Linked DNA regions of Mus musculus: regions 1, 2 and 3 are each linked to region 4. Evidence: chromatin loops called from intact Hi-C (ENCODE). Cell type or tissue: heart. All regions are shown on one strand. Region 1 overlaps Gm5767 (predicted gene 5767). Region 2 has its middle 19 kb from the start of Gm25805. Region 3 holds the start of Mettl22 (methyltransferase like 22). Region 4 has its middle 12 kb from the start of Gm30310.

Region 1 (8,000 bases), 180 kb before region 4:
CTAAAGGTTATACAGAAAAACTCTGTGAATCTTCCTGTCCAGCCCAGATCATGGTGGCTTTAAAAAAAAAAAAGCCATGCCTTTAATTCCAGCAATTTGGAAGACAGAAGCAGGTGGATCTCTGTGAGCTGAAGACCAGCCTGGTTTACAGATCAAGTTTCAGGACAGCCAGGGCTACACAGAGAAACCCTGTCTCAAAAACAAAACAAAACAACCCCCCAAAAACCCAAACAAACAAACAACATGGTGTTTCATTTTGGGTGGTGGCTTATACCAGAAATCTCAGCACTCCAGGCACTGAGGCAAGAGGGTAGCAAGTTCCAGGCCAGCCTAAATGAGATTTGTTTTGTTTTGGTTTTTGGTTTTTTGAGACAGGGTTTCTCTGTGTAGCCCTGGCTGTCCTGGAACTCATTCTGTAGACCAGGCTGGTCTTGAACTCAAGAAATTCGCCTGCCTCTGCCTCCCAAGTGCTGGGATTAAAGGTGTGTGCCACCACTGCCCGGCCTAAATAAGATTTGAACTTAAAAAAATGAACCTGGAGATGCAACTCAGTCAGTTGATGGAGAACTTAGCATGCACTGAGCTCTGGGCTTGTCAGCACTGCATAAACTGGACATGGGGTGCAGGCCAAGGCACAATGGTAGTGAGCCTGGAGATGCGTACCTTCTCTCAACTTCCTCCCTGCTACAGAAAGCATCAGAGGAAACATAAATATCCTGACTTCAGAGCCACGCTGAGGTTAGGTCCCTTGCCTTTGGTCAGAAACCTACCTGGTCTCTAATACATACTTACTGAGCGACCTCATGCAAGGTATTCAACCTTTCTGAGCCTCCCTACCTGTACTATTCGGCTCCCGCTTCATTGAGGAATGGGTGAACCATGTTTCCTGTTTGGCACTGTGTGGCCAAATAGCCCATCTCAGACCTCTTGCACTTCCCCTGTGCAGAAGGAGGGCATAAGTGGAGGCAGAAGTGCCTGAGTTCAATTCCTGGTCCCTCCACCTCCTAAATATATATAACTGTGGGCAACTTAGCTCACAATGGCAGTGTCAGCCACACGGTGGCTCAGTGCCGGCAGATCTGAGACCTGGGGCCTTGCCTCTTGTTTCTCTCTCAGATGTTAGGCAGTCCAGGGAGACGCCACCTTCTTCCTACCCTCCTAGCTCAAGAGGACCAGGATCACCTGGAGTTTACCCTGTGTACAACCAAGTCCCACCAGGTAAGTAAGGAACCCGCCTCCCCTCCCTGTGTCTCATGTTCAGGCACCCAGAAGGCCAGTCACCAAGCAGACAGCACCTTCTCTGGTGAGCCTGGGCCTCACACTGCTCACCTGAGATGGTGCCATACCTAGAGTTTCTGAGATATCTTCCTTTCTCTACTGCAAACTTATTGGAGGATTTTAGTATTTGTTTCTTGAGACAGGGTTTCTCCGTGTAAACCTGGCTCCCCTGGAACTTACTCTGATCTGACCCATCTTCCCTGTTTCCATTCCCCAGGCCCGTTCACTGGCATACCTTATATGCCAACTTCGATCCCAGTGCAGGCCGTATGTCCCTACTGTGGGAACCGTATCATGACAGTGACCACCTATACCCCAGGCCTCCTCACCTGGCTGCTGTGCAGTGGCCTCTTTGTGTTTGGGTAAGTAGTGGGAACCTGCTAGAGATAGGGTGGGTTAGCCGAGTGCAGAGAGAACTGGGGACAAAGGGAGGTCCCAGACTGGGTTTGGTTTCTTCTCTCAGGGTAGTCTGCCCTCTAGCTGGGTGGCTGAAACAATGGATGGGGGTGGGGTGGACAATGCCCACCTGCAGGGCAAATGGCTCCACACAGGTCGCCATCACTGCTACTGCCAAGAAACAGAGGGCTCAGTATAGCTCTCAGCCCAGCTCTGGAGAACTGCCCCCAAAGAACTGAGACCCACGCAGAAGTGTGACGAGGGTGCAGGTCAGCACAGGGACCTACTCAGGTGAACACACACTGCTTCTGAGGCTGCAGGTGCTTCCTGGGCTGCTGTCTCATCCCCTTCTGCATACGGAGCACCATGGATGTGACCCACTCCTGCCCCATGTGCCATCACCAGATCTACTACTTCCATCGCCTGGGATTATGACTATAAACAGCAATAAAGCAACATCAGGGTGTATATGTGTGTATGAGTGCATGTGCATATATGCGTTTATATGTCCATGTATGTGTGTTCATGTATGTGTGTATATGTATGCACGTATGCATGCATGTGTATGTGTGCCCGCCCCCCATATACCCATTCATCAAGAGTATGGTAAACACCCTCCACTCTCCTCTGTTCTGTCCATGTACCATAGATGGTACCTACGTAAGCTTGGGTCACAACATGTGCTAGTTGGTATCTTCCTCAGGAGGGCTGGAGCACAAGACTCCTCTAACTGATTATAGATGCCACAGCTCCACCAGCCAAGCCACCTCTTTCCTAGCCTCTTCCTATCAGCTCCAGCTTCTGCTCCTTTGGGAAAACCTGTTAGCCACACCTCATCTGTATAATCCCCCAACCCACATCCAGGTTCACACCCGCTCCCTCAGGGACCAGTGCCCTAACCGCAGTGCCAAGAGAGCGTGGTCCTTTCCTCACCGTGGGTCTCTGCAGTCTGGGATCCTTAGCCCCGAGGGCTGCAGATGTCCTCTGGCCACCCACTAGCAGCTTTCCTCAGCCTGCTTTGTCCCCAGGCTTGCTTGAGCTTCCTTTGGCCACCTCCCTAGGCTTCTGTCCTCTCCAGCAGCCCCTCGGCCTTTTCCCCTGGATGCCCCGGGCAGCCGACAAAGCCCTTGCGTTGGCATGGAAAGATGGCCCTGTAATTAAGAGGAGTTGCCTCACAAAAGTGAGGACCAGAGCCTAGATCCCCAGAACACACACAAGTGCTGGCTGGGCGGGCAGCACACATGTAATCCCAGCCTTCCAAGTCCCAGAAAGAGGCTCCCAGAGCAAGCTTTGGCTAGTGAGACTAGCCATGTGAGCAAGCTCTGGGTTTGAGGGACCTTGCCTACATGAGTAAGATGATCCTGTACATCAACCTTGGGCCTCCACATGACTGTGCACTTATGTACATGCACACCTACACAGGTGCACCCACGTATGTGCAGACACACAGACAAATGGGGGGACCTCACCGGGTCTCGAGAGCCCTCTCCTGCAGGAGTGGGTGTATGGGGAGGGTCTCCAGTGCAGCCTGCCTTTCTATTCGCCCAGTCTCTTCCCCTCCACCTGCCCCACACTCTGCTGCGCCCTCACCAGCCTCACCTGTGGCTAACAGACAGTTAATGATGCAGTTAATATGGACAAGAATTCAATACTTCTTTGGGAGCCTGAGGTGGGGATTGCCAGCCTTAGTTACATAGTAAATGCCTGGCCCTTTAAAAAAAAAAAAGAAAGAAAAATCTGTTGCTGCTGTTGTCCAGATCCAGACCTGTCTAGGCAAGGTGCCTTGCCTGGCGTGGTGGAGGAGGTGTGATCATATTTATGGAGGCAGGAGGACCTGCCCGCTGTGCACAGCACCATTCCCTGGCTGGGATCCCGGACTGGTTAAGTGAAAAAAAAAAGAGAGCTGGGCTGCAGCACGCAGTTATCCATCTCTGCTTCCTGATTGTGGGTATCAGGTGACTTTCAAGCTGATGCCTGGGAGCTAAAATGACCCTTTCTCCCTTCCATTCTTCTTACCAGAGTAGTTTATCACAGCAACAGTTGCTGCCCTGGAACTCACAGATCATACTCTTTCAATGAGCTGACCTGGAGCCATGTGCAGTGCTTGCTACCTCCCTCCGGACCCCACCCAGGCAGCACCCTCTCTATGCACCCCAGAATAGCCCATCCCTTCAGTGCTTTTTCCAGGAAGACTCATGAGCCTGACACCCCTAAGATCTAACAGAAGTTTAGGGAGAGGCTACAAGAGAAGTTGGGGAGGGAGGAAGGGGTCCTGCTGAGTCCTCTCCTGGGGTGGACTCCTTCCCAAGGTCACGGTGCAAAGAAGCCAACAGGAAGGAAGTGGTTGTTAAAAGACCTCAAACTGGCCCGTGGGTGAGACTTCTGGGTAGGATGAGCATTAGGGGCAAGATCAGGAAGGAGGGACAGGGAAATCCAGTTTCAGAACGATTGGATTTTTGTCTTTGCAATGCTGAGAATTGAAGCAGGGGCTTCGTATGACAGGCAAGCACTCTACATCCCAAACCCTCCTTTTCATTTTGTAGCAGGGACTTCACTAAATTGCCCAGGCTGGCCTTGAGCTTACTATGTATCTCAGGCAGGCCTGGCACTCACCATCCTCTCCTGACTCAGCCTCTTGACCGCTGTTTTGACAAGTGTGAACTACCACACTGGAGCTCCATTTAATTTTGAAAAAACCAACTATATTGGTGTAGCTATCACTATATGAGTAGAAAGGGTGAAGAAACGAGTAAATTATCTGAATAAGAGAAAGGGGGACATGGGAAATGACAGGCACATGAGGTACATGGGCCACTGATCTGTGCTGGGTTCCCTGTAATACCCATACTCACCACAGGGAGGTAGCATTGCACCAGTTGACAGAGGTAGAAATCCAGGCCTAGGCGGTCTGGTGACTGAATGCATGGGCAGCCAGAAACTCAAGTCTGCCTCCCTGTATTAGTTTGATATAAAAGCTGTAGATGAGTGGGTAGTTGCATTGTGGGTGGGCTAGCAAGCATTCCAGGCTGAGATTGCTAGAAGCCTGAAAGTCGGGCGAGGCACACTGCCCAAAGCAGGCAGCTCTCCAGACCTGAGGGGTTCCCTCACCCCCAAGCCTGTCTACCACCTGCAATGGAGGGAATACTGGGAAACTGGACTTCAGAACTTCGAACCTTAGTAGCATAGAAATAGACCTGATACAAGATCACACTATCATGCCAAGTCAGCGTGGGCCTCAGACAGAAAGCAAGCCTTGGATGACCCTTCCAAGCTCACCTGAAAGCTCCCTTCCCTGTTCAGGTCCCTCTCTGTCCCCCATGCAACATGTTGGGCTTTGACTTGTATTCCTGGACAAGAGTGTCTCAGTTTTCAACTCCACAGTGCCTAGGCCGTGAGCCCCCCCTCCCCACAGACCCCAGGCTTGCCCATATCATAGAAAGTGGAAGAAACCCACAGTGCTGCAGCTGCCTGAAGGTCCTGCTTTACTCGGCATCCGTGTGAGCTTAAAAGGACGGTGCTGATTACGGTCACCCCACCCTCTGTGACAGCCTTATCACTGGAGTGGACAGGTGGGTGTGGCGTGCCATGGCTGTGCTATCAGCAGCCACCATGGCAGGCCTCTGTGCCCACTCCCAGCCTACTGCTGCCAGCCCTGCCCAGCAGGTCCACCTTGGAAATCTGCCCTGCAGCTGGTCTGGGGACAGTGAGCTAGGGCCAGGGAGAGAAGTCGGACAGCTTTAATGCGCCCTTAGCACTGTGCACGCCACTTAGCTGGAAGGCTAACACTACCCCTCAGCCTCGACGAACCTAAAGGTGCCTTCCCAACCCCCTCACCTCCTCCTACTGCAAGCCCAAGCCTGGAAAACTGAGCTAGAACATCCAAGAGCCCAGTATCCTGGTTGGCAGGAAAGGACATGTGAGCTCACCTCAGAGACCGTGAGGCCTTTTGGAGTCTGGTTTCCAAACATGTTGAAGGTACAAGCTGGGACCTGCCATCTAGCCCTGCCATTCAGCCAGACCAGGCACATAACCTAACATGGGCCAGTGACCCCTGGCAGGGAGGGACAGAGACTATCATACCCAAGTTTTGCCCTCAGAATGATCTCAAAGCAGAGGGTCCCAGCTTGCAGGTCTCATTCACAACCACCCATGTCCACCAACAGTAAAACTGAAGGACACAAGGAGATTTGGTCCTGATGGAGCTTTTTGCCTACCTGGGAAATGAAGTCCCCTGGAGCTCCTTCAAGCCAGCAGGTTGTAAGAACTGCATCTCAGCAGTCCCTAGGATCAAACTGAGTGCCAATGAGGACATTGGACTTTGGCTCTGACTATGTGCAACAGATTAAAGTGACTGTCCCTTCCCTTAGGAACTGAGCCCCATTCCTGGTGCTTGGCCACAGGCAGCCAGAAGTTGAAGTAGAGAGTGGACACAAGGCACTCTGCCATGGGGGCAGCTACTGTCTGATAGCACAGGGTTGGGACAGGGACAACATGCTGAGGGCCCCACACATGAAGACAGCCCCAATTCCTACAAAAGCACCTGACCTCTGTCCCTCATCAGCTTCCACAGACATCCATTCCAGGAAGGGCTGTACCTATTCCCCATGTGGCACAACCAGACTTGGGTTTTACTCTGAGAGAGGGTTTGTACTATGTAGCCCAGACTAGTCTCATCGGTGGCTGGGATCACCACCCTGCCAGGCTTCATCAATGTAACTGCACATTTACCCTAACAAACAGCTGGAAAGCAATATGGTATTCCTCCTTGCCAGATGTGCTTGGTCACAGGGACAGTTGGCTCAATCAAGGCTCTGCTAAAGGGGGAATGGCCTCAGAGGAGCCACAGGGAGTTTTAGTGTTGAAGAAAACCACAGAGGCCAATGACCCATGGTTTTCAAGCTTGGGTCTCAGGCATCCCAGACCCTGATGCGTAGCCAGGAATGGCTTTGAACTCATCACCCTGTTTCCACTTTGGTATGCACAACCATTCCAGCTTCATGCCCTGAGCAGAATCACATAGCCACCAAGGCTGCAAGCCCTCACTGAAGTCACACTCCCCCTACATCAACACCCACGTCACAGAGCAAAGGGACCCGACGGCATCCTCAGGGGATTCAGTGAGCAGGCTGGAAGACAACCGTTTCTCACATTTTAGTAATACTTAAATTTAGAAGTAGAAATCTGCTTCTACCTCCACCTAAATCAGGTAAATGAACTCTGTATTTTGGGAGCTGGTAAGGAATGGAGAAATGAATGCGGCACACAAGAAACACTACAAGAAGTTATTTGAAAAATAGTCATTTAATATTTAAGGGAGAATAAAAATTGTGGGTATCTAAGTCTGAGCAACCCCAACAAACCCTGAAACAGGAACACCTTGGGGTTCAAAGGCCAACATTGGGTGAGCAGTCCTCATTGTCTTGCCTGTTACTACCTGTAACTTCTCATTTACAGGCCAAAGGGCCCAGCAGGATCGAGGCCCACCTGGCCCCCCACGATGTGCTGCTTTCCCCACTCATCTGGATACAATAAGTTATCAGAAGGCACACAATTCATAGTGCAACAGAGAAAGGAAGTCGGGTTACAGACTGGCTCAGAACCAGGAGGCCCGAGGTAACCCACAGCACACCAGTGGCCTCCCCCAGACGCCTCATGCAGAGGCCCTACACTTCCTCAGTCTGAATACAGACTCCAAGGAATTCCACCTGAGGATGCTTGCATTTTCTTTAGATACTGGGGATGAAGCCCAGGGCCTTGCACATACTAGACAAGTTCTGTGGCGCCAGCTACATTCCAACTTCTTGTCAGGGTCTGTCTGCGTAGCACAGGCTGACTTGCCGCTCCTCCCCCAGCCTCCTAACTGCCACCACACCTTACAAACCCTTACCCCTCAAGCTCCAAATGGGAAGCCAGGAGCCGAGCTCACACCTTTAAACCCAACACTTGGGAAGCGGAGGCAGGTGGACCTCTGTGCGTTCAAGATCAGCCTGGTCTACACAGCAAGCTTCAGGCCTGTAGGGCAAAACCATGTCTCAAAAAGAAAATAAAAACTGCCACCCAAAGGAAAAGGCCAGGTGAGAAAGCATGTGGCGGCTGAAAGCCTGGCTCAACGCAAAGCTCCCAGGGGAGCAGTCACCCTCGGCTTCCACAGCAGTCATCGGATTATAATTTTTATAGAAAATTTTATTCAACATACAACATTTTCCAGCAAAAAGGCAATATACAGGAGAATTGGTGTACACTGCTGCTACAGAAACAAACAGAAGTACTGGGGGTGGGAAAGAAGTGTGGCTTGCTCCTTCTATCTGCACTCCAAACTAGACACG
Region 2 (8,000 bases), 84 kb before region 4:
TTGTCCTGGGTATGAGACCTAACTTTTTTTTTGTCTTAATCTTAAAAATATTTGACACTTTTGTATTATACTTTGAAATTTGATTTTAAAAAACATTTACCTTAATATATTCTTTTATTTATGATACTTTATTATGATAAAATATTATACTACATATAATAAATATTTAAAGATTTTATTATTTTATGTATGTGAGTACACTGTCGCTGACACACCAGAAGAGGGCATTGGATCCCATTACAGATGGTTATGAGCCACCTTGTGGTTGCTGGAAATAGAATGCCAATTTCTGGAAGAACAGTCAGTGAGTGTCCAGCCCCATAATATACTTTTTTATTATTGTAAAAGTATTTCTTTTCATTTTCTTGAGACATGGCCCGAGTTCTTTCCTAGCACTTCATAAAACTAGGCAAGGTGGCACACCACTCTAATTCTTCAACTTGGAAGGTGCTGGGCCTGGTAACACAATGCCTTTAATCTCAGCACTTAGGAGGCAGAGGCAGGAGGATCTATGAGAATTTGAGGTCAGCCTGGTCTACATAGCAAGTCTCAGGACGACAGAGAGAGACCCTGCCTCAGAGCAAAACAAATGTATATGTAGTAGTCTTCCTGCCTTGCCTGGTCTCTTCCCAATTTTTCGACTTGAGATGCTTGAATTTTTTTTACTGTTCTTACTCTTATACAGTTAGTCGGTTCTTTCGGGGAGTATTTGTGCATATCCTAGCAACTATTTCTATATATTCTCCCACTTCCCACGAACACACTTTAAATGTTTTCTTAAGAAAAAATTAAACAGAAGAAAAGTAGAGGAGACTGATGAAGAGCAGAGCTAAGGACCCACCTTGGTCCTTAAGCCTCAACCACTCTCTCTCTCTCCCTCCCTCCCTCTCAAAAAAAGGTCTCCCTAGATAGCCTTGGCTCCTAGATAGCCTCAACTTCATGGAGATCGACCTTTCTCTGCTTCCTGAAAGTTGCGGCTGAAAGTATGTGTGCCACCCTGCCCAGCCTCCAGCTTTCTCTCCCTCCTCCTCTTCCTCCGGTTTTTGGCAGTGTTGGAATTCAAACCCAGAGCTCCTTGCCTACTAGGCAAGCACCCACCACCAGTCTAAAGGTGAAGCAGTAATTTATTTGTTTGGTTGGTTTGGTTTTTTTGAGTCAGGGTTTCTCAAACTCAGAAATCCACCTGCCTCTGCCTCCTCAGTGCTGGGATTAAAGGCATGCACTACCACGCCCAGCTATGAAGCAGTAATTAGTTAACCGTTCCATGTTCCTGATGGGTGGCATTCGTGCACTCGCCCAAGAGCTATCTGGATTCCTGAATGGAACACACACACACACGCACTAGTTAATTTAAATGTGCCTTGACTAGCTTAATGGTTGGGTGTTTCTTTTTTTTTTTTTTTTTTTTTTTTTGGTTTTTCGAGACAGGGTTTCTCTGTATAGCCCTGGCTGTCCTGGAACTCACTTTGTAGACCAGGCTGGCCGTGAACTCAGAAATCCGCCTGCCTCTGCCTCCGGAGTGCTGGGATTAAAGGCGTGTGCCACCACGCCCGGCTGGTTGGGTGTTTCTAAATCCTTCCTGCTGCTTGCAAACACTCCCCTCCGGTACTCCTGAGTTACATCTTTTAAAATCTGTATTTCATCTCTGTTACCCCAAACACAATTGGGGAAGTGGTCCAAGTGGCCACTTTCCCTGATTCTCACGTGTCCGCGGGCCTTTAGGTCTGGTCTTTCTTCCCCATCATGGCGATCTTTGCCGCCTTCCACTCTCCCAGTCCCTAGCCCATGCAAATCCAAAGGTCCCGCCTCAGTCTACCTGCCCAGCCATTGGCTGTTGCCTTTTTATTGATCGACCAAAAGCCAATTGGGGACAAGGACCTTCAGCATTCGGACATGTAGATCCTGATTTTGAGGGCTGGATTAATTCAAAGCAATAGAACAAACCCGCAACGTAAGTGCTCAATTATTTCTTTTTAGGGAGAAAAAAAATACACTGAATCATGTAGCTGTATTCTAAAGGACGCTGCTGGAAACCCTCCTCTCCTGCCTCAACCGGAAGTTGCTAGTTTATTCACCAGCTACTTCCGGGTGCCCCACAGGACTTCCTTCCGTTTCAAGTGAATTCTGGAAGTTCTGGCTTTCTCCATCATCGGTCCCCAATTCAACCCTCACCTTCCTCATCATGGCAGTTTCTGACAGGTTTCTTTGTGTGTCTAGAGTTCACAAACTCAAGTTTAAGGAACTAAGCAGTGCCAGGGAGACTTGAATCTTTCTTTGCATAGTTCTGCAATAAGATAATCCTGAAATACCAAAAAGTCTTTCTCTGTCTCTGTCTCTCTCATATTCTCTCTCTTTCTCTCTCTCTCTCTACATCTCTACATAGCCCTTTGCTAAAAAGTTCAGGTCAGACTGAATTGATATGGGGCTTCAGAAATGCCTTTGCAGTTAAAAGTACTGGCTGCTCTTCCAGAGGACCGGGGTTCAAATCTCAGTACCCACATTGCAGCTCACAACTAACTGCCTATAACTCTAGTTCCAGAGGTCTGACACCCTCACAGAAATATGTACAGGCAAAACACCAATGACTATACCATAAAAATCAAATTTAAAAACAAAACTTAAGCCGGGCGTGGTGGCGCACGTCTTTAATCCCAGCACTTGGGAGGCAGAGGCAGGCGGATTTCTGAGTTCGAGGCCAGCCTGGTCTACAAACTGAGTTCCAGGGCAGCCAGGGCTACACAGAGAAACCCTGTCTCGAAAAGAAAAAAAAAAAAAAAATGCTTTTTATTTTAGCCTCAATATTGCTGGTAGGTAATAAGGAGTGGTGGAAACTGGCAAACTGTATACCCTAGGCTGGTCTCAAACTCTTGGGGGAGCTGAGGATGATCTTGATCTTGATCTTCCTGCTTCTGCTCAAAGGGGCTGGGATTACAAGATCTGCCACTTTGCCTGCTTAGTGCAGTCCTGGAGACTGAACATGTATCATGATTATGAGGGGAGTGCTTTCTAAAGGATCTTTTGCTCCCCCTCAATTTTTGTTTTTATTTTATTAACTTTGTGTATGTGTGTATGTGTGTGTGTGTGTGTGTGTGTGTTTAGACATGTACATGTCATAGCACAAACTCAGAGGTCAAAGGACAACTCCCAGGAGTCACTTTTCTCCCTCCATGCTGGGTTTCAGAATCAAACATCAGGCTTGAATAACAACCACTTTTACCTCACAGACACATTTTGTTGGCCAACGTTAGATGTTACAGGAACAATTCAGGATGTGGCTCAATTTAAGGAAATACAGTCTACCTCACTGGGAAGGCCTGGCATAGAGCCCAGGGCGGTGTGTTGACATCTCAGACCAGGAAGTGAACAGAAGGGAGCTAGAAGGAGGACCATGTCGGAACACTCAAGGCTTGCTTGACCCACTTCCTCCAGCCAGAATCTGAAAGACTCCACTACCTCCCCAAGTGTTCATAAGGTATTTTATGGGAGATATTTTACATCCAGACCAAAGTACAAGATTTGTCTATGTATACCAGGCTAGCCTGGAACCTGCTACCCATGTCCTTCAAGCTCCTGAGTGCTGGGATGAACAGCCTGTGCCACCACAGCCTGCTGTCCTAGGATTCTTATACACTCTCCATATACCCCCGGTATCTCAGTGAGAGGAACTGAGTTGATAGTTTATAGCATCCCAGGGATGGTCCAAGAGCTCTAGGGAGGAGCCATAGGTTTCTGGTTTTGGGAGATAGGGTTTCTCTGTGTAGCACTGGCTGGCCTAGAATTCATACAACTCTGGCTGCGTCTGTCTCTCTGGGTGCTGGGATTAAAGGTGTGTACCATCATACCTGGTTTATAAAATGATATTTTAAAATATTTTAAGGGCTGGAGAGATGTCTCAGCGGTTAAGAGCATTGACTGCTCTTCCAGAGGTCCTGAGTTCAATTCCCAACAACCACATGGTGGCTCACGATCAGTTGTAATGGGATCTGATGCCTTCTCCTGGTGTATATGAAGACAGCTGCAGTGTACTCACATACATAAAATAAATAAAATCTTTTTAAAAATTAGATTTATTTTGTTTTATTTATGCCTGCATATATGTATGTACACCAAATTCCTGACTGGTGTTCATGGAAATCAGAAGTTGTCTAGAACCTAAGTTACTGACAGCTGTGAGCCACCATGTGGGTGCGGGAAACCAAACTCAGATCTTCTGCAAGAGCAGCAGGTGCTTGTAACTGCTGAGCCATCTCTCCAGCTCCTTACAAAATAATCTTATGGGGGGGGGGGTTAGGGGGAGCGAGCGAGAGAGAGAGAGAGGGAGAGAGAGAGAGAGAGAGAACACTAGAGAGCGAGCGAGGGCACTACCCTGGTGCATGTGAGGATGTCAGAGGACAGCTTCCAGGAATAGGTTCTCTCTTCCACCACGAGGGTCTTGGGGTGATCAGTTTGGCAGCAAGGCCTTTACCTTCTGATCTCACCAGCCCATGTGATTAGTTTTAATCATTATCCTGACACAATTAAGAGTCGCTTGGGACAGGATCTCAGTAAGGGATTGTCTCTATTAGGTTGTACCTTGGGCATGTTTTGGTTTTTTCAGTTGAGGTGAAATGACCCATCCACTGTGGGTGGCACCATTCCCTGGCCTTGATATAAATGGGAGAAAGCTGGCAGAGCACTAAGCATGCTCTAATTCTTTCTCTGCTTATTTATTTATTTACTTACTTATTTTTGAAACACTGTCCTTCAACATAACTTTGGCTGTCCTAGAACTTATATAGACCAGGATGGCCTCAAATGCACAGAAATCTTCCTGCTTCTAGCTTCCAAGTGCTGGAATTAAAAGTAACTGTCATCAGCCACCATGCTTGGCTTCTTTTCTTTTTTCTTTCTTTTTTGGGATGTGGGGCTTTTAGAGACAGGATTTCTCTCTATAGCTCTGACTGTCCTGGAACTTGCTCTGTTACCAAGCTGTCCTCAAACTCAGATCTTCCTGCCTCCACCTACCCAGTGCAGGAACTAAAGATATGTGCTATCACTGGCCCCACTTTCTTTTTCTTTTTTGGCACGATACTCTGTAATTCAGGATAGCCTAGGCTCACTATGTAGAGGATGGAACTGAGCTTCTGGTCTTCCTTTCTCTGCTACCATGAAGTGCTGGGGATTGAACTCAGAGTTCTGCCTGTGCTAGGCAAGTGCTGAACTATATCCCCAGCCCATTTTTCTTACTGATATAGGGCTTCATACATTACAGGTTGGTCTCCGATCTGGGACTACGACTACAGATATGTGCCACTACATCCAGTTATGTGTGTGAGTGTGTATGAGTGTATGTGAGTGTGTATGTGAGCATGAATATATGTGTGAATATGTGAGTGTGAGTATGTGTGTGTGAGTGTGTATGTGTGTGTGTGTGTGAGTGTGTGTGTGAGTGTGTGTGTGTGTATGTGTGAATGAGTGTATGTGTGTGTGTGTGTGTGAGAGTGTGTATGAGTGTGTGTGTGTGTGTGTGTGTGTGTGTGTTACTGGGGATTGAAACCAGTGCCTCACAATTACTAGGAAGGAGCTCTATCCACCACCTCCTCAATTCTTTTTTCTTTTCTTCATGAAAACAGCAAGCTTTTTCCTTTGAAGCAGGATCTCACTAAGTTACCTAGTCTGACCTTGAATTTACTCTCTAGTCTATGCAGTTCTTTTTCTCTGTATAGCCCTGGCTGTCCTGGAACTCACTCTGTAGACCAGGCTGGCCTCGAACTCAGAAATCCGCCTGCCTCTGCCTCCCAAGTGCTGGGATCAAAGGCGTGTGCCACCACTGCCTGGTGTCTACGCAATTCCTGAATTTTCCATCTTCCCACCTCAGTTTACCTAGTAGCTGGGATTACAGGGCTGATCACCATGCCTGCCTTCAAAAATGTTGGAGGTAGAAGCAGGAGGAACAGGAGTCCCAGGTCATCCTTAGTTACAGCACAAGTTTAAAGTCAGCTTGGGGCAAGGCAGTGGTGATGCACACCCTAAACCTCAGGGCCTGGGAGGCAGATCTCTGAGTCTGAGGCTGGCCTGGACCACACAACAAGTTCCAGGACAACCGAGGGTACACAGAGAAACCCTGTCTTCATTTAAAAAAGAAAAGACAAGGGGCTGGAGGAATGGCTCAGTGGTTAAGAGCACTGACTGCTTGTCCAGAGGTCCTGAGTTCAATTCCCAGCAACCATATGGTGGCTTACAACCATCTGTAATGGAATCTGATGCTCTATTCTGGTGTGTCTGAAGATAGCTATAGTGTATTCATACTAAATAAATAAATAAATAAATGACTAAATAAAAAAAATTTTTTAAAAAAAGGAAAAGAAAGAAAAGAAAAAGCTAGCATGGGCTACTCTACATGGGACCCTATATCAAAAAATAATGACCTAGGCTATACATGTCAGACTTAATGAATAGCTTCCTGCCTAGAGGAAAGACTGTGTCAATGAGCAGAGACTGCCCTGTGCATACTGGGGTAGACGCTAAGCATGAGCTGCTCTCAGCCAGCACCAGGGAAACCAGGAATGTTAAACAAGCAGGCTCCCCTCTGGAACAGAAAGGACTTATTTATACCTATTCCCACCTGCAGAGCTGGGAATGGATGTGGTTAATAACCCAGGGATCTTTGCTGTCCGGTAGGGCCAGGGCCTCACCCGAATCCTCAGACAATGTTGTTTATTCCAGATACTTCAGCTTAGACCTCTACCCTGAGTGCCCTTTCTCAGTCAATAGGACACCCCTACCCCCTTCTGAGACAGGGTTTGTTGTCTGTAACCCCGGCTGTTCTGGAACTCACGCTGTAGACCAAGCTAGCTAAACAAAATTTCTCTCTCTCTCTCTCCCTCTCTCTCCCTCTCTCTCTCTCTCTCTCTCTCTCTCTCTCACACACACACACACACACACACACACAAATGTTATTTATAGCAGCTATGGTGGTACATGCCTACAATCCCAGCTTTTGGGAGTCCCTGACAGGAGGATCATTTTAAGTCCAAACCAAGCCTGGGCTTCTTAGTGAAACTCTGTCTAAGAAAGGATGGGGAAAAAATAGGTCAGGGGGTGGTGGTGGCTGGGGCTGGTGGAGAAGGCGGTTCCACCTGTCTCTGCCTCTGTACTTGCAAAAAGAATTGTGATTTAGCCACACCCTAAGGATTATTGTGATAATTGCCACCAGGAAACCTTTTTCCAAAGTTGTACAGTGTATAAATCAACTGCCCAGGGTCAGACTCTAGAAGTTTAAACCAACACAGGCTGCTGAGTCTTGCTGAACCTAACTGCATTGCCTCGTGGGCATCCTTACTCGGCTATCTGTGGCCTTGCAGAGACACCCCACAGGCAGACTTTCCAGGACAGTCACTGTTTGCTAAAAAGCATCCCTGTGGGGTCAGGCTGGACCTTTCCCATCATAGACAGGGCAACTTTGAGAGGACCAATTAACTACATAGGGTTCATTCCGCTGCTTCACTTCTGAAAGGAGAGAAAGGACACCAATGTGGGTGGGGAGGGAGGGAAGAAGCCAGGAGGAGTCGGGGGAGGGGAAACATACAATAAAAATATATTGTCTGAAAGTAAAAACAAAACAAACCACCCACCCTGTACAAACTCTGTGTGTATGTGTGTGTGTGTGTGTGTGTGTGTGTAGGTGGCAGAAGGTAAAGAGATGGCTCAGCAGTCAAGAACATAGGATGCTCTTCCAAAGGACCCAGGTTTGATTTTCAGCACCCATATAATGGCTCACAACTATCTGTAACTCCAGTTTCAGGGGATCTAGCTCTGTCTTCTGACCTCCAAAAGCACTACACATTTGTCAAACACCATACATGCTGGCAAAACACCCATAAAAATGAAATTAAAATAGCAAAGGACACATAAAAGTAAACAAATTTTTAAAAAATCTGTGACTCTACTCCAAAGATAAGTCTGGTATATTTATACTTATTCTAGTCTTCTTTTCTCTCTTTACAATGTAGCATTAGATA
Region 3 (8,000 bases), 400 kb before region 4:
CACATTCACAAAGAAACTCACACAATATGTATTCACTGATAAGTGGATATTAGCCCCAAACCTAGGATACCCAAGATATAAGATATAATTTGTTAAACACATGAAACTCAAGAAGAATGAAGACTGAAGTGTGGACACTATGCCCCTCCTTAGATTTGGGAACAAAACACCCATGGAAGGAGTTACAGAGCCAAAGTTTGGAGCTGAGATGAAAGGATGGACCATGTAGAGACTGCCATATCCAGGGATCCACCCCATAATCAGCATCCAAACTCTGACACCATTGCATACACTAGCAAGATTTTATTGAAAGGACCCAGATGTAGCTGTCTCTTGTGAGACTATGCCGGGGCCTAGCAAACACAGAAGTGGATGCTCACAGTCAGCTAATGGATGGATCATAGGGCTCCCAATGGAGGAGCTAGAGAAAGTAGCCAAGGAGCTAAAGGGATCTGCAACCCTATAGGTGGAACAACATTATGAACTAACCAGTACCCCGGAGCTCTTGACTCTAGCTGCATATATATCAAAAGATGGCCTAGTCGGCCATCACTGGAAAGAGAGGCCCATTGGACTTGCAAACTTTATATGCCCCAGTACAGGGGAACACCAGGGCCAAAAAGGGGGAGTGGGTGGGCAGGGGAGTGGGGGTGGGTGGATATGGGGGACTTTTGGTATAGCATTGGAAATGTAAATGAGTTAAATACCTAATAAAAAATGGAAAAAAAAAAAAACCAAACATGGTGGCACACAACCATACTCTACTTGGGAGGTAGGGACAGGAGGATCAGGAATTCAAGGTCATCCTTGGCTACATAGCAAGTTCAAAGTCAACCTAAGCTATGTGAGGGCTTGGCTTTAAAAAAAATAAAAATAAAACAAAACAAAACCTTCCAGGGCCTGTTGGCACACTTTTAATCCCAGCAACTGGGAGGCAGAAGCAAGTATACACAGTGAGGACAGTGAGGATTACGTGACCCTATCTCAACAACCAACCGAGAGAGAGAGAGAGAGAGAGAGAGAGAGAGAGAGAGAGAGAGAGAGAGAGAGAGCGCTCAGCTGATCTGAGCTTCTAATCCTAGCTACTTGAGAGACTGTGGTAGGAGAACCACAAGGACAGAGGGAGGGAGGGAAGCAAAAAAATAAGTCAGTTCCTCCCTTCTAGCCTCCACCCCCTTCCCAGCTCTCAGTAGTGAGGAGGAAACCAGAGCCTCATGGATGCTAGGCAAGTGCTCTTCATTAAGCTTTAATCTCAGCCATCCTCATCTCCTCTTAAGGGAAAATTCCCAAGAACTATCCCATGCCACATTCTCTCACTTCCCGTTATTCCCATTAGCTATAGGCCATGTTCGTTGCAAGGGAAGCAGGGAAGCGTGGTTTTTAAAGTCTGGGGAGGTCTTACACAGTTATGGAAGAAGAAGGAAATGGATGCTGCCCATGGTTATGAAGGACGTGTAAGGAAGTGAAGCTGGAACGGTTAACAGGGCTGGGAGCAGGGGGTTAAACATGTCTCTGAAAACGATAGGAAGCTGAAAAGGCATTAAATGCCTCAGGATCACACTGACAAGCTGCCCAGACCACTACATTTTCTCTGCTCAGCTACTTAACACATATGGGCAGTCCAGAGAAAACCATCAAAGCCCGGCCTACCCAGGGAGAATCGGAATCATCTCTGCTAAATACTTTGCCCAGCTCTCTCCTTCCTTGCTTCCTTCAGCCCCTGCTCCTCCTGACATACAACCTGGCCTTCCCAGGCCACCTGACCATTCTCCATTCCCCAACTCTCTATCCAGCACTCTGTACTTTTAAAATATATCTGCTTGTTCTCTGGCCCTTCCCCAGCAGAACAGAAGTATCATGAGAGCAGAGACTTGTCTGATGTAACCTCTTCCCTCATGTCCCACACCTAGGAGACATTCTGATAGCCTTCTTTTCTTTGATAGATATTTGCTTAGAATAAAAATTTCCCATGATCACACTAGTGTGCTTCTATCCTGGCAGAATATACACGTGTGCTCATCTGCATGTGTTGCTATGCCTGCCTGACTCTCTACATCCATGTGTCTTGGTGTGGGGAGGTGTCTGCTCAGCATTGTGTAGCCATCAGGAAAATAGCAACAGAAAGCAGTGGCTTCTGAAAGTTGGTCGAGGCAGTTTGGGATAGCCCAGAAACTTGATGCTTTACTTACAAGGAAGATGTGGCCTTGATGGTCACTTCATTCTGCTCTGCTTCTAGGGAAAAGAGATGAGAATTCACCCGGAGCCTGGAGTGTCCATGGGCTCTCTCTGCCCCATCTTCTGCAATTGGCCACACTTCTTCTTTGAGCCCTAACGTTCAGATAATCCAGGGGGCAAGCGGAAAGCAAATAGAGGACATGAGATTCACATTTGCCTCGGCTACAGTTTAGATCAAAGTGTACCCAGAAGTGAGCATGTATTCAAAGCCTGGCCCCTATGCAAGTGTTGATCAGAGGTGGGGATTTCAGTGTGAGCCTGTGTTAGCCCCTGTGTGGGATCATAGGGATCAGACGCCTTCATGGGTAGATTCATCCACTGTTAGATTTATAATCCAGTGGGTGGAACCCTCTGGAGGTGGAGCCTAGCTGGAGACAATATGTCATTGAGCCTTTGGGTCTAGCGCTTGGCCTCCCATTACCTGTGCTCTAGCTCCCACAGTTCCAAAGCAATGGAGCTAGCAATGCTGGACCTCTGAAAGCATGAGACAAAAGAAGTCATTATTTCCTTAGGTGGTTTCTGAAAGCATGAGACAAAAGAAGTCATTATTTCCTTAAGTGGTTTTTCCTGAGTATTTATCACAGCCACAAAAATAAGTGACTAAATACAGCCTCCAACCTTAAGCACTTACCATTCTCAGCATTCTGAACAGGATAAGGTTTACCTAAGGTGTAATATTTGTGTCCTATTTCATTTTATGCTAGACTCCAACTTAGAAAGATCCGGGATCATCGTTACTGGAGACTTGATGACTAGATCCGTTAGTCCTGCCAATTGCTTGTAAGGATGCTAAACGCAGGGTATACATAACACTGGGAAGAAACAAGGGGCATGCTGGCTAACACACTCCGGATCCCTCACCCTCCAATTTGAATCCTCACCACTTAGTGGCTGAGTGATCCTCCAGCCTGCCTGCCTTGCCGGAATAAGGATATTCTAAACGTAACACACTTGTGCCCCTCCCTTTGGCTATCAGATTATTGAAACAGTCAACCCCCAAATTTTGATTTTCCCCAACAGTCCCAAGCTGGGAGGAGATAAAGGTTAATACCAGGGACCAAACAGATGAGTCACTGTCTTCCAGGAAGAGAATTACAACTTTTCAAAACTCCTTGCAGGATAGATTGAAGCCAAAAAAAAAAAAAAAAAAAAAAAAAAAAAAAAAAAGGATGGAGCAATGATGGGCAGTACCATACCCAGACCAGGACTGCTTAGCTATGCATAACTATAGCACTCTACTTAAACATAAATATCCTATCGGTGCCCGAAACATGTACTTGGGTGGGTCATTGTATGTTTTTGTCTTCTGCTTTTGCCTATTAATTGTTTCCTGGGCATACTTAGGAACAATGGTTAAATACAGCTTATTAGGACTCTGATCTTTAATGACTCTAACACTTAAAGCAAATTATTTAACTTTTTTTTCTTGTGCTGGGCTCTCTACACCGCTGAGATTCTTAGCCATATTTAAATTTTTTACAGGAGGGATTCCAAACACCGAAGTGCAGAGGCGTCCCCACTCTGGACGGCCATATGAGCAATCCGACCAGGTGACAGCTGAGCCTCCAGTGGCCGCCACAGGGCTGAGCGAGAGCATCAGGTGTTAGCTAGCGGCTGCCGCCGCGTGCGCATGCGCGACCCGAGCCGGCGCTTGGACCGCGCCTGCGCAAGCTGTCCGTCATGGCGGCTTCCTGAGCCCCATGGCTAGGGTTCCGCGTGGGACTTCAGACCAGTGTCATGGCGGGTAAGAGCCCGGGAGAGGGGGCGGGACCGGGAAGAACCCAGGGAGCATCTTGGCTTTGAGAGCCAAGCTTACACGACCTTGAAGTCTGAACCCTCAGCCTCAGTTTCCCTTTCTGTATGGGACGTCTCGGTTTCCGTGCTGGGTGAGGCAGTCCCACTCTGTCTCGGATTAGGAAGGGAAGGAGAGGCCGGGTTAGCGACTGGCTTCTTCAGAGTGACTGGCCGCTAATGGAGGAGGTCCCTGGAGCCGCTGACGCCGCCCTGCGCGCGTGGCCAGCCCTTTCCTGCACCTCTGAGCCCTGCGCCCTCCAGCTTCCTGGCGTTCCCTCTCCCAGCTCCTAAGTTTTGATTGTCCAGTGGGTGTGCATCCACCTGCCTGGGAGGAGGGGAGTTCTGTCCACCCCGGTAGACTGGTTTGGGGAATAACAGTGGCTGTAACCCTTGAAGAATTCTTGGGAATCCAACTCTGCCGTCTCGGAATTGCCTAGACGACCTGCCAGCTCCCCTACCGGAATGAATTTGCAACATGAAACCTGGGACTGCTTTTCCAGCAGTACCTAGGAGAAACTGGACACCTCTCTATACCATGCATTTTCTAAGTAGAGAAACTGTCTCAAGGTCTCTAGCCATCTCCCCGGGACACTTTTCTATAAACATGATCCTGTAGCTACTTACAAGTTACTGATGATCCCTGAAAGGGACGGTTGTCACGTTTAATCCTCACACAGGCCTCAGTGCCTCCCTATTTCCAGAATGCTGATTCCCAGGCGAAACCCTTAAAGGAGGCTCATGACCTGGGACTTCTCTCTCAGGCCACATTTCCTGGGAAACCTGCTTCATTCATACTTTTAAGTAGACGAAGTCGACCAGAGGTTAGTAGAGAATTTGTTTTCCACCTATATGTTAGACGATTTGGTCCTCATATAATTCCCACTTACAGAATGAACAATGAACATGCATCCTCTGAGGTGTAAATTTGTGTACCATAACAACACATTCTATCCTCTTATTCATGGTCAGTGTTCCCAAAGATGGCAGAGAGGATTTTTTGGACCAAAACCAAAAGCCAAATCTTGTCTTCCATTCAGAACTAGGGGAGCCAGTCTACCTCGAACCAGTAGGTGGTTAGGGCTAGGCTGTGTTTCCTCTGCCTGAATCATGTCTGATTTTTGTTGCCAGTGGTTTTGCTGAAGGCTGAGTACTTCTTTGATTTCATTCACATGAAATCCCACATTGGTTTCATTCCCAGCCCCAGTTCACACCTGCTTACCCGCTTACGTTTTCGCTGGCTTATCATGCTGTGGAGGGAAACAAAGCAAACTCGGAGAAGAACTTTCTGGGTTGGCGCCATTGCCGTTCCCTGGCACTCATCCATATACAAAGCTCCAGCTGTGGGCAGTTAGAGCATGAAGACATCTGAATTATGATAATAAAATTAAACCGTTTCCATCTTCCAGTTTGAAAACAAATGGAGGCTCCTAAGAGTTTGACTCACCGTAAGCACACCAACCACGTAGGAATTGTCCCTGTAGGCACTGGAGAAGGGCAGGTTTGGGCCAAACACATGAAACCAACCTCGTGGCAAAGAAGTCGCCGCTATTTCACACCTGTTGTAATTCAAAGACTCTGCTCAGAGCTTTTCCCACACCTCACCCCACTCCCACACTCCTGCAAGGTGGCAATATGGCTGATAGAGCAGGTCCAGAGAGGAAAGTGATTCCCCCCGAGGTCTGTAGCTGGGAGGTGGGGGACCAGAGTTTATACCTAGTTGCCCAGCTTCGAGGCCCGTCAGACTTCCGCTGGTGCTCTGTGGTGAGGTAGAACAGTTAGTTGGAAGGAAAGCCTTCCTGTTTGCAACCACTGTGGCTTGGATATGGTTTCTAATTGTAGTATATAGTTATATAGGAAAGTATTCCTCAGAGACAGGTAATGAAAGAATTCAGTAGTAAAATGTCATGTTGTCTTCAGTTCACTTTTAAGAGAATTCAAAGGAGAAATCATAGATGGATAGATAGATAGATAGATAGATAGTAGATAGTAGGTAATATGCTTTACTGGATAAGATAGATAATATGTATTAATAGATGATTGCTAGATAATACATTATTAAATATATGGTCTCTTATTAGATAGATGGTCTCTTAGATAGATGGGTATATATTATTTGATAGTCTCCATTATTAGGTAGGTGGTCTCTATTAGGAATATAGTCTGTTATTAGGCAAATGATCTATTATATATAGGGACTCTATTTTGGGGAGCGTTGTTTGTTTGTTTGTTTTGATTTCGAGACAGGGTTTCTCTGTGTAGCCATGGCTGTCCTGGAACTCACTCTGTAGGCCATGCTGACTTCAGAGCCACAGAGCTCTGCCTCAGCCTGAGTGCTGGAATTAAAAGCATCTACACCACCACCGCCCAGCTGCGTGTCTATTATTAAACAGACAATCTCTACTATTAGATAGATGGTCTCAGTAGTAAGTAGATGGTCTCTACTATTGAGTAGATAGTCTTTTATTAGGTAGATGTTATATTATTCATAGATAGATGTTCCCTATTATTAGGTAGATGTTATATATTCTTAGATAGATTGTGTAACTACACATAACAAAGTGCTAGTTTTCCATCAATCCAAGCGGTGGATATACCATGTTTACCGTGCGGTTTCCCCAGCTTTCTTGGCTGCTTGAAAAGTGCAAGTAGTACAGACCTGTTATCCCACTAAGATCACAAACTCAAGCTTGTCTGAAATACAGAATAAGTCAAGGCCAGTCTGTCTCAAAATAAAAACATGGCTGAGATATAGCTTAGTGATGGAGAGCTTGCCAAGCCGGTGCAAGGCCTTGGACGGATCCTCAGCCACAGAAGAGACATGGGGGGGGGGGGGGGGGCAGGGCAGTATAAAGGGTGTCATCCAGGAAGATGTTCCAGGCTTCCCTTGGCCACCTGGACTTGTTCTTCTGTCTCAGGTGCATCCCAGGAATAGCATGGGCCCAGCCATGGACGAGGTCACCTTCAAAAGTGACACTGTGCTGTCAGATGTCCACCTGTACACCCCCAACCAGAGGCACCTCATGGTGCGGCTGAATGGCATGGGGCAGCCAGGTAAGATCCGGGTCTGAGTGGAGCAACTGGCTGCCTGCTGGGGCCCTTTATCATCTTCTTCTTCTTTTTTTTTTTTTTACATACTTCTTTTGGGGGAAACCTCTTCTTTTTTAAATCAAAACTTCATTGCAAAAACTGACAAAGAAAACAAAATTCACCTATAAGATTTAATGAGACCCAGCCAACTTCTATATGTCTCAGCCAACTTCTGTACAGTTAGCCATTTTGTATACTTCTATACAGAATAGCCATTCTGACACTGGGGAGCCTCACATTGGATTTTATGATTTCGCTATTAACTGTTCTCTCTCTCTCTCTCTCTCTTTAACCACTTACCATCCACCCAAAAAACCAAAACCAACCAAACAAAAATCCATGATACAGTTAGAACTAGAAGCCACAAACGTTACGTGTTCTTTAGTGACTCGGGTGTACTTCATTCTTCGTGTCACTTAAGTCTTCCTTCACTGTGCACTGCTGTGCTTTCCTGCTGTACCACATCCTGACCTACCACCGACATGCAGAAGTGAGCGAGCCCACATTGTCATGCAGGAATGATGTTGGAGCTCTGTGTGACTGTAGGCCCCAGGCGGGTCATCTTATCCACTTGATTATTGAACTCCTCCTCGGCTGAAGTCACCTTTTGGTGAGCATTTACATGGGACACAAATATCTTCACATCCTTTGCCCATTTGGAGAGATCTATCCACATACTTCTTCCCCAGATGTCTTTCTCACCAATTTTCCAATTGTGATCTTTCCAAGTGCCTGACCATCCAGCCAATCCATTGGCTACAGCCCATGAGTCAGTGAATAATCGTACATCTGGCCATTTCTTCTTGCAAACAAACTGTAATACCATGTGTACTGCCCGAAGTTCTGCCCACTGTGAAGATTTCCCTTCACCTGTGTCTTTCAGA
Region 4 (8,000 bases):
ATTATAGATGTTTGTGAGCCACCATGTGTGTGCTTGGGAATTGAACTCAGAACCTTTGGAAGAGCAGTCATTGCTTTTAACCACTATGCCATCTCTCCAGCCACCCCTCCCCTTTAAATATTTATTTACTTTATGTACATGATTACACTGTAGTTGTCTTCAGACACACCAGAAGAGGGCATCAGATCACATTGCAGGTGGTTGTGAGCCATCGTGTGGTTGCTGGGACTTGAACTCAGGACCTTTGGAAGAACAGTCAGTGCTCTTAACCACTGAGCCATCTCTCCAGCCCTCCCATTAAGTTTTTAATCAACATCCTCCCACCAGACTTGATACCTTCACATCTCATGTTGATCTTCAGGCAGACTGCTGGTACACAAAGAACAGAAATAAATATCCAGCCATACTGCTTGCATGCACTCTTAAGTGAATGCTCAAAGCAGATGGTAGGAATTGATTTTCTGAATTAAGCTTAGTGTCTCTGTGTGTATATGTATGTGTGTGTGTGTATGTATCCCCCTACATCAGCTATGATCTAGAGATAGGGACATGGCTTAGTGGATAAACTATTGCTAGCCAGATGTGAGAACTTGAGTTCAAATCCCCAGACTCCAGGGATATTACAGGGATGTGCTTCTGTAATCCTTGTGTTCGTACAGGGCAAAAGGGAGAGGTCTTAGTTACCGTTTTTTTTTTTTTGCTGTGAGGAAACACCATGACCAAGGAGACATAAAATAAAACATTTAATTGGGGGACATTGCTTACACTGTCAGAGGGTTAGTCTATGATCATCATGTCAGAAAGTATGGTGGTAGGCAGGCTGGGGGATGAGAGCTAACATCCTGATCTGCTGGCAGACAGGTAAAAGGAGAGGGAGAGGAAGGGATGAAGGTATGGAGGTATGGTGGGGGTGGGGTGTGGAGAGAGACATAGGCACACTCTGGGCCTGTTATGTGCTTTGTATGTGCTTTTGAAACCTCAAAGCCACACCTCAATGACACACTTCCTCCAGTAAGGCCGTACTTTTTAAACCTTCCAAAACAGTTCCACTAACTGTTGAAAAACGTATGAAATCACCTATGGGGGCTATTGTAGTTTGAGTGTGATTGGGCTCCATAGACCCATTGGGAGTAGTACTGTTAGGTATGGCTTTGTTGGAGTGGGTGTGACTTTGTTGGAGGAAGTGTGTCACTATGGGAGTAGGCCTTTAGGTCCCATGCTCAATCTATGCTCAGTGTAGCATTTTCCTCTGCGGTTTGGGGATCAAAATGTAGAACTCTAGGTTCCTCCAGCACCACATCATCTGTCTGTGTGCTGCCATGCTTCCCATCATGATGATAATGGACTAAACCTCTGAACTAGGACATTTTATGTATATGAGTACACTGTAGCTGACCAGATGATTGTGAGCCTTCATGTGGTTGTTGGGAATTGAATTTAGGACCTTTGCTCGGTCTGGCCCTGGTCGCTCAGTCTCTGCTTTTTCTGGCCTAAAGATTTATTTATTATTATAAATAAGTACACTGTTGCTGTCTTCAGACACATTAGAAGAGGGCATCAGATCTCATTATGGATGGTTGTGAGCCACCATGTGGTTTCTGGGATTTGAACTCAGGACCTTCAGAAGAGCAGTCAGTGCTCTTACCTGCTGAGCCATCTTGCCAGCTCAAGACAGTCTCATTCAAACCACTATAGGAGGAATACTGTGTAGGCATAAATTTTTTGCAACCTACTTTTAGGTTCAACCTCTCCTCTAGATCACCACCCAGCAGAGGCAGTGAAGAGAAAAGTTATTAGGCTATGGGGGAAGTGGACCTGTTCAGCAAGAGTTCTTTGGGGCGAGTTCAGTCTTCTTTGGCAGCAGTTCAGTCCCATAGCAAACACCAACTATGACTCAGCAGCTGCAGACCAGTCCTCTAGGCAGGATGACACCAGGCATGAACCAGCAGCTACAGTCCAGTCCCTTCAGCAAGCAGACACCAGGCACGAACCCACAGCTATACTTCAATTCTGAAGAATCCACCAGGCTCGCCAGCCAGCTTAAAGTCAGGTCACATAGGCAGCAAGCCACCACAGGAACCTTATGAGCAGTTTCTCTCAATGGCTGCACACCATGTAAGGCGTAAGGCAGGCCAATACATGTGAATCTTTAGCAAAGAATAGCGAGGCAGAGCAAACCAAACAAAAGCCCAGTGCTCATCTCCCACTGTCTGTGGCGTTTATACTCCCTCATCACAGGTCCTTTCATGTGTTGCTATATCCAAACATCCTTTTACCTGTGGCTGCTTCAGGAAAACAGTCTTTCATGTGTTTGCTTTAGCAGGATGCCCCAGCAAAACATTTGACATAACTTCCCAAAGAACTAGAAGTTTCCATGTCAATACTGAGAGGACCTGGAAGCTTGAGGCAGTCTGGATATATGCAAGAGAGAAAAAAAAAGTCCCTATTTCAAACAAGTTAGAAGGTGAGGGCTGACATCAGAGCTGCTCTCTGATCCCTACCCTCCACTCATGAATGGGCACACTCATACACATCAAGATAGAAGCCTCATGTAGAATGTTAAAACAACATTATGCAGATCAGAAGTATGAAACGTGCATGACTCAATGTTCAGATTCCGTCTCTGGAGATAAACTGCAGGATTTGAATCCTGACTCCAGCATTTAATGAGTTGTGTGACCTTGAACCAACCTAGTTAACTTCCTGCCTCAGCTTTCTTGACTGTAAGTTGTAATTATGGTTTCTATTTTAAGTTATATTTAGGCTTACATAAATTTAACAACCTCAGGACTCAGAATAGTACTCACAGGGCTGGGAATATTGCTCATTTGGTAGCAGTATGGAACATTGCATAGAACCTGCCGCAGTGTCAAATACATGTGATCCCTACCTAGGAAGTAGAGGAGTTCAAGGTTGGTGTGTGTTGCTTTCTGTGTGTAAGTGTGCTTATGTCTGTGTACTGTGTGTGCCTGATGTTTGGCGAGGAGAGGAAAGAGCATCAGATCCCTGGAACTGGAGCTACAGACGGTTGTGAGCTGCCATGTGGGTGCTGGGAATTGAACTTGGGTCCTCTGAAAGAACATCTGGTACTCTTAACTGCTGAGCCACCTCTCCAGCCCCAGTATGTACATATTTATAAACACAGAGGAAATAGACAATATTTTTCTAAAACATGGCATGAATGTAAAGTTCCATTCATAATATGAGCTCAGGGAAATGGAGTTATGACAAGGACCAGTTTGGGGCTACAGAAATGGTCTAGTGAGCAAACCATGGGCCTCAGAACTCATGTGAAAGCCCAATGGGTACGGCAGCACCACCCTCCCCCCAACTCCTGTGCACACGTGTGCACACATGCACACACAATGAAAGAATGAGAAATCTACTTTCCTGGTCCACAGACACTGATTCTTGTCCATCAGTGAAAAAGTGGTGTTGCACAGTGAAGCCAGGGTGTGAATGGGGTTTAGAACTAGAAATATAAGCAGACAACTTCTGTTTCTGCTCTATCTTGTTGGGAACTAGAAATTTAAAAGCAGAGCCCCTGGAAATGAGAGGTGTGACAGGTTGCTGTGAATTCGAGGCCAGAGAAGCTCCCTGTATCGTGAGACTGTTTTCAATCGAGCAGTCAACAAATATGCCTGGTGGTGTGGTTCATGCCAGCCTGAGGGTGGCTCTTGCTTCCCTAGTGGTACCCTGTCTCAACAAACCCAAACGAAAACAAGTGGACCTTAGCCTTTGATCCTGTCATCTAATTTCTGCCCTGACATTCCAAAGAAATAATGATGGAAGCTGGTCTTTATGCAGTGGTATCAGGTGTGTATCACCTGATGTAGAAGTGGAAAGAAAGAGCCCAAATACGTTCAACAAAGGTCTAATTAAACACATCAGTTCATTTATGCTATGGAAGAACATCCCATGAGGCATGGAAGTGTTCCAAGTAGTGACAGTGAGCAGGGTTTCAATAAATGCTCCATAGTATCTTACTGATGATTCAAACCCTCTTCCTCTCTTCATGGGGCTCATTAGTAGGTGCTGACTGGTTCCCTGATAGTGCCTTTGGGTCTCTGAACAGCCCCAGGTTCTTTTGTGTCCGCCCACCCCCTTTTCTGGGTTCCCTGTTTATCAGATTGCTCCTGTTTCTGGCTGGACACTGCCATCTAGAGGCCACTGGGCCTCAGAGCCTCTGATCCTTGTACTTCACCAGATCACTGGTCTCCAGCCTCAGGGGATCCCTGCTGTTACAGGCATGACCTCTTGGAGGATCACCTGTTTCCTAGAAGCCTCTGAGTAGGTTAGCACTAGAAAGACCCTTTGTGGTACAGTGTCTGAAGATTTTAGGGCAGGGTGTTGCTTCGACCTCTGTAGAGTTTATGGGTTAGTGAAGGCAGAGGTTGGTGGAACAAAGTCTTGTAGGGGGCTTGGGTCTGCAGAGGGGTACAACCGACGTAGGACTGAATTGAAGTTTGGAGCCTTTTATAGCTGCCCTTGAGAAGTGGAGGCAGGAAGATCAGGAAATCCAGGCAATCCTTGGCTATGTATAGAATTTGAGGCTAGCCCGGTCTCCTTGAGACTGCCTAAAAAAATTAGTGAGCGAAGTTACTTAAATCTAGGGTTAACTTAGAGAATCCTAAGCTAATTCACCTTGATGGTTTACCTTGTGTATTAGTCAGGGTTCTCTAGAGTCCCAGAACTTATGGATAGTCTCAATATAGTAAAGGACTTTATTGGTGACTTACAACTTGCAGTCCAATTCGCAACAATGGTTCAGCAGCAGCTGTGAATGGAAGGATCTAGCAGTTGCTCGGTCCCACACAGCAAGCAGGCGAAAGAGCAGGAGCAAGACTCCCTTCTTCCAATGTCAGTATATGGTCTCCAGTAGAAGGTGTAGGCCAGATTAAAGGTGTGTGCTACCACACCTTTAATCCCAGATGACCTTGAACTCGGAGATCTCCCTGTCTTCTGGAATCCATAGCCACTACGCCTCAAGATCTCCATACCAAGATCCAGATCAGAAACTTCTATCTCCCAGCCTCCAGATGAGGGTCACTGGTGAGCCTTCCAATTCTGGATTGTAGTTCATTCCAAATATAGTTGACAACCAGGAACAGCCACTACACCTTGACTGTCAACTTGATGTATCTCAGAATCACCATATAAGCAGATTTCTGGATATGCATGTGAGGGGTTACCTAGATTAGGTAAATTGAGGTGGGAAGAACCACCCTAAATATGAGTGGTGCCATTCCATCAGTTCTAGTCCCAGATCAACTAAAAAGGAGAATGTGAGCTGAGCACCCGCATCATCTCTCTGTGTCCTGACTGTGGACATGTGACCAGATGCACCACCTCCTGCTGCCATGACTTCCTCTCGATGACAAAACTGTAAACCAAAATAAGCCCTCTCTCCCCTTCCTTCTTTGTGTTATCTTGTCAGGTGTTTTATCACAATAAAGTGTAACAAATAGGAGCGGACTAAGTGTGACACTCCCTGTAGACACTTTTTACGCCCACAGTGCATTAGTACGGCAGCCACCATAAGGTGCAGCCATTCTTCTTTTTTTTGGGGGGGGGGAATCCCTCTTCTTTTCTTATTCCATCCTCCACACCCCACACAGTACTCTGCATGAGAGGAACCGGCTGGTACTGATGAATGCAGGGAATGCTAGGGTCTGCCTGGGCAGGGACTGTGGGAGACAGTACTTAAGAGCGTCCAGAGCAGGTAGCCTTCCATCCCAAGTGCTTCTCTGATCTCCAGGATCAGGCCTGATCACCACTTGTGTCTCCTCCTCTATCCACCTGGTGCACTCTTGTCCTTGTTATACCGGGCAGAGTGTAGAAGAGAGACTTATCCCCATGGCCTGGTGCAGATGTGGCTGTGGTTGTGATAGGGGCACTTTCACAGTCTCTGTTATAGAGACACTCTTGTATTCCATATTACGAAAAGGGATCCGCATCTGCGCACACAAGTTATCAACAGCTTAGAGACCTTCCTCTGTCCATAGCTGGGTTGTTCTGAGTTAACCACTCCCAGCCCAGATACCCCTGGGGGAGTATAAAGATGGTACCAGCCAGAAGCAACTAGACTCAGTGTTTCCAGAAATGCCTGAGCCTAAAAACCCACAGAAAGAGGGAAGACTCTCGGGGCAACAACGGAAGCAACACAGGTCATGAGGATAGGCTCAGCAATGTGTCTGACCCCTAATCACAGAGGTAGGGCAGAGCTCTGCAGTGATTGCCTTTGTCTCCTTTCTGCCCCTGTCACCTGCCAGCTGGAGATAAGATGGAAGACTGATCTTTTAGGATGTTAACCTACTGTCTTCTCAGATTGCTGGCTCTTTGGATGACAGTTAAAGATCACTCACGCTCACTGGCTTCTATAATGGTAGGCTGAACTACTCCAATTACCTCTGGGTTCCTGTGTCTGGGTGTCTGCAGAGGGCAGCAGTGCTACAGCCATGGCCATGGTGAGTCAGGGAGGGAGACTCAAATGCTCTGAGCTGGCCTCATGTCACTCCCCAAGAGATACACAGGGTGGGGCGGGGCGGGGGCGTGGTGGTGGGGTGGAGTGGGGAGGCACCTTTCCTTTACTCTGCAGACTTTCTTGTCACAGGGATGGGAAGAATTTAACTATTTCTACTTGAGAAAAGTAGCAGACTCTCGAGTCTAAGAGTAAAATTCTAAATGTGATGTTTCCCGATGCTTTGTCTTTGAGCAGGCATAGCACAACCCACAGCTGTACAGGATGTAAAGCAAGTGTCACAATGTTTCTTTTCTTTCTTTTCCTGCTGGATTTTTGGGCTCCTTTTGTAGCGATTTGTGTATGGCTTTGTGGGGGGAGGCAGATACTTGTGTGTGCATGTGGAGAGAGAGGCCTGGGGTTGACCTTAGCCGTCTTCCTCAGTTGTTCTTCAAATTATTTGTTGAGGCAGGCTTTGCTTGCCAATAGGGCTGCTCTGGCTAGTCAGCTGGCCCTGGAGACCCCAGTGCCCTTCTGAGTGCTGGTCTTGTAGGTGGGCCGTCCTGTCTGTCCTGTTTCCTTGAGTTCAGATTCTGACCCTCATACTTACCTGGCATGGCTCTGTCCCCAGAGCCATGGCCCCACTGCTCCTGAGCTCTCTCTGTCTCTCTCGCTCCCAGGTAGGATCTCTTGCAGCCCAGGCATAGAGCTGAGGGTGACTGAGCTTCTAACCCTCCAGCTTCCATATCCCGAGTCCTGGCTTTCTAAGCATGCACCACCACTACCACCATCACACCTGATTCACACAGTCCAACTTAACCTGAGAGATACACCTTCTCCTGCAACAATGGCCGGTGTTATTTTTAATTACCCCGAGTCTGCCATCCAAACCCTAACCCATCCTGACGTTGCTGCTTATCTTCTGAGATCAGATGAGACCAGCCACCTTCAAGGTAATGTATCTGCTGACTAACTCTGGTATTTCTCCACATAGGGAGCACATGTATGATACATTGTAGTCCTTCATGAACATTCAGAATCCAAAGATTTGTCCCAGGGCGAGGTGACCCATCCCAGAGAGGGGTGACCCATCCCAGAGAGGGGTGACCCATCCCAGAGCGAGGTGACCCATTCCAGAATGAGGAGACCCAAATGACAAGCACCATTTCCTTCACTCAGGAAAACTTGAAAAGAACTAAACTGAGGGCAACTAACTCAGCAGTTGTTTAACTTTACAGTTGAAGACAATGTCAGAGGGCAGCAGGGAAGCTCAGCGGGTAGAAGCATTTGTCATGCAAGCCTGATAGCGGGAGATCTATATCTGAAAACTGCTGTGGGAGGAGAGAACCAACTCCTATAGATTGACCTCTGGCCTCACATGTGGCATGCATGTGCCTGTACTCATAAAATAATATATTTCTACATAATATTTTATGTGTCACTTACACAATAAATGTGTTTATACATTACATAAAAACATATATAATTAATAATAAATAAAATAGCTGATATCGGACGCTCGGCATCTAACCCCAGAGGC

Evidence for each region. A loop is a pair of places that touch in the nucleus more often than their neighbours do. Peaks named below come from ENCODE experiments on the same cell type or tissue, not always from the same donor. Only the 100,000 strongest peaks of a DNase experiment are listed, where the experiment ranks them.
Region 1: it touches region 4 in a loop (7-fold over the local background); 27 of 42 quality-filtered maps call a loop at or near these places.
Region 2: it touches region 4 in a loop (3.0-fold over the local background); 2 of 42 quality-filtered maps call a loop at or near these places.
Region 3: it touches region 4 in a loop (14-fold over the local background); 5 of 42 quality-filtered maps call a loop at or near these places.

The regions. Positions count from the first base shown.
Region 1 is chr16:8,681,764-8,689,763 of GRCm38, forward strand. It overlaps Gm5767 (predicted gene 5767), which reads left to right. Exons shown (of 4, transcript NM_001324517.1): 2 at 1,117-1,218; 3 at 1,496-1,640; 4 at 1,995-2,142. The coding sequence ends at 2,109. It overlaps Usp7 (ubiquitin specific peptidase 7), which reads right to left. Exons shown (of 31, transcript NM_001003918.2): 31 at 6,959-8,000. Among named protein-coding and RNA genes, the nearest start is that of Gm5767, 5.0 kb to the left of the region's middle. In heart, a CTCF peak has its summit at 4,521; DNase peaks (open chromatin) are centred at 4,548 and 5,188; H3K27ac peaks cover 1,372 bases.
Region 2 is chr16:8,781,626-8,789,625 of GRCm38, forward strand. No RefSeq gene overlaps it. Among named protein-coding and RNA genes, the nearest start is that of Gm25805, 19 kb to the left of the region's middle. In heart, a CTCF peak has its summit at 214 (motif pointing right); a DNase peak (open chromatin) is centred at 3,316.
Region 3 is chr16:8,466,887-8,474,886 of GRCm38, forward strand. Mettl22 (methyltransferase like 22) reads left to right here and starts at 3,927. Exons shown (of 11, transcript NM_146247.1): 1 at 3,927-3,979; 2 at 6,945-7,080. The coding sequence starts at 6,963. It overlaps Gm30012 (a long non-coding RNA gene), which reads right to left and starts at 4,265. Exons shown (of 5, transcript XR_384641.4): 1 at 4,057-4,265; 2 at 2,657-2,709; 3 at 2,190-2,328. In heart, CTCF peaks have their summits at 3,804 and 4,464; a DNase peak (open chromatin) is centred at 3,895; H3K4me3 peaks cover 1,552 bases; H3K27ac peaks cover 1,255 bases.
Region 4 is chr16:8,865,754-8,873,753 of GRCm38, forward strand. No RefSeq gene overlaps it. Among named protein-coding and RNA genes, the nearest start is that of Gm30310, 12 kb to the right of the region's middle. In heart, a CTCF peak has its summit at 4,166 (motif pointing left); a DNase peak (open chromatin) is centred at 4,178.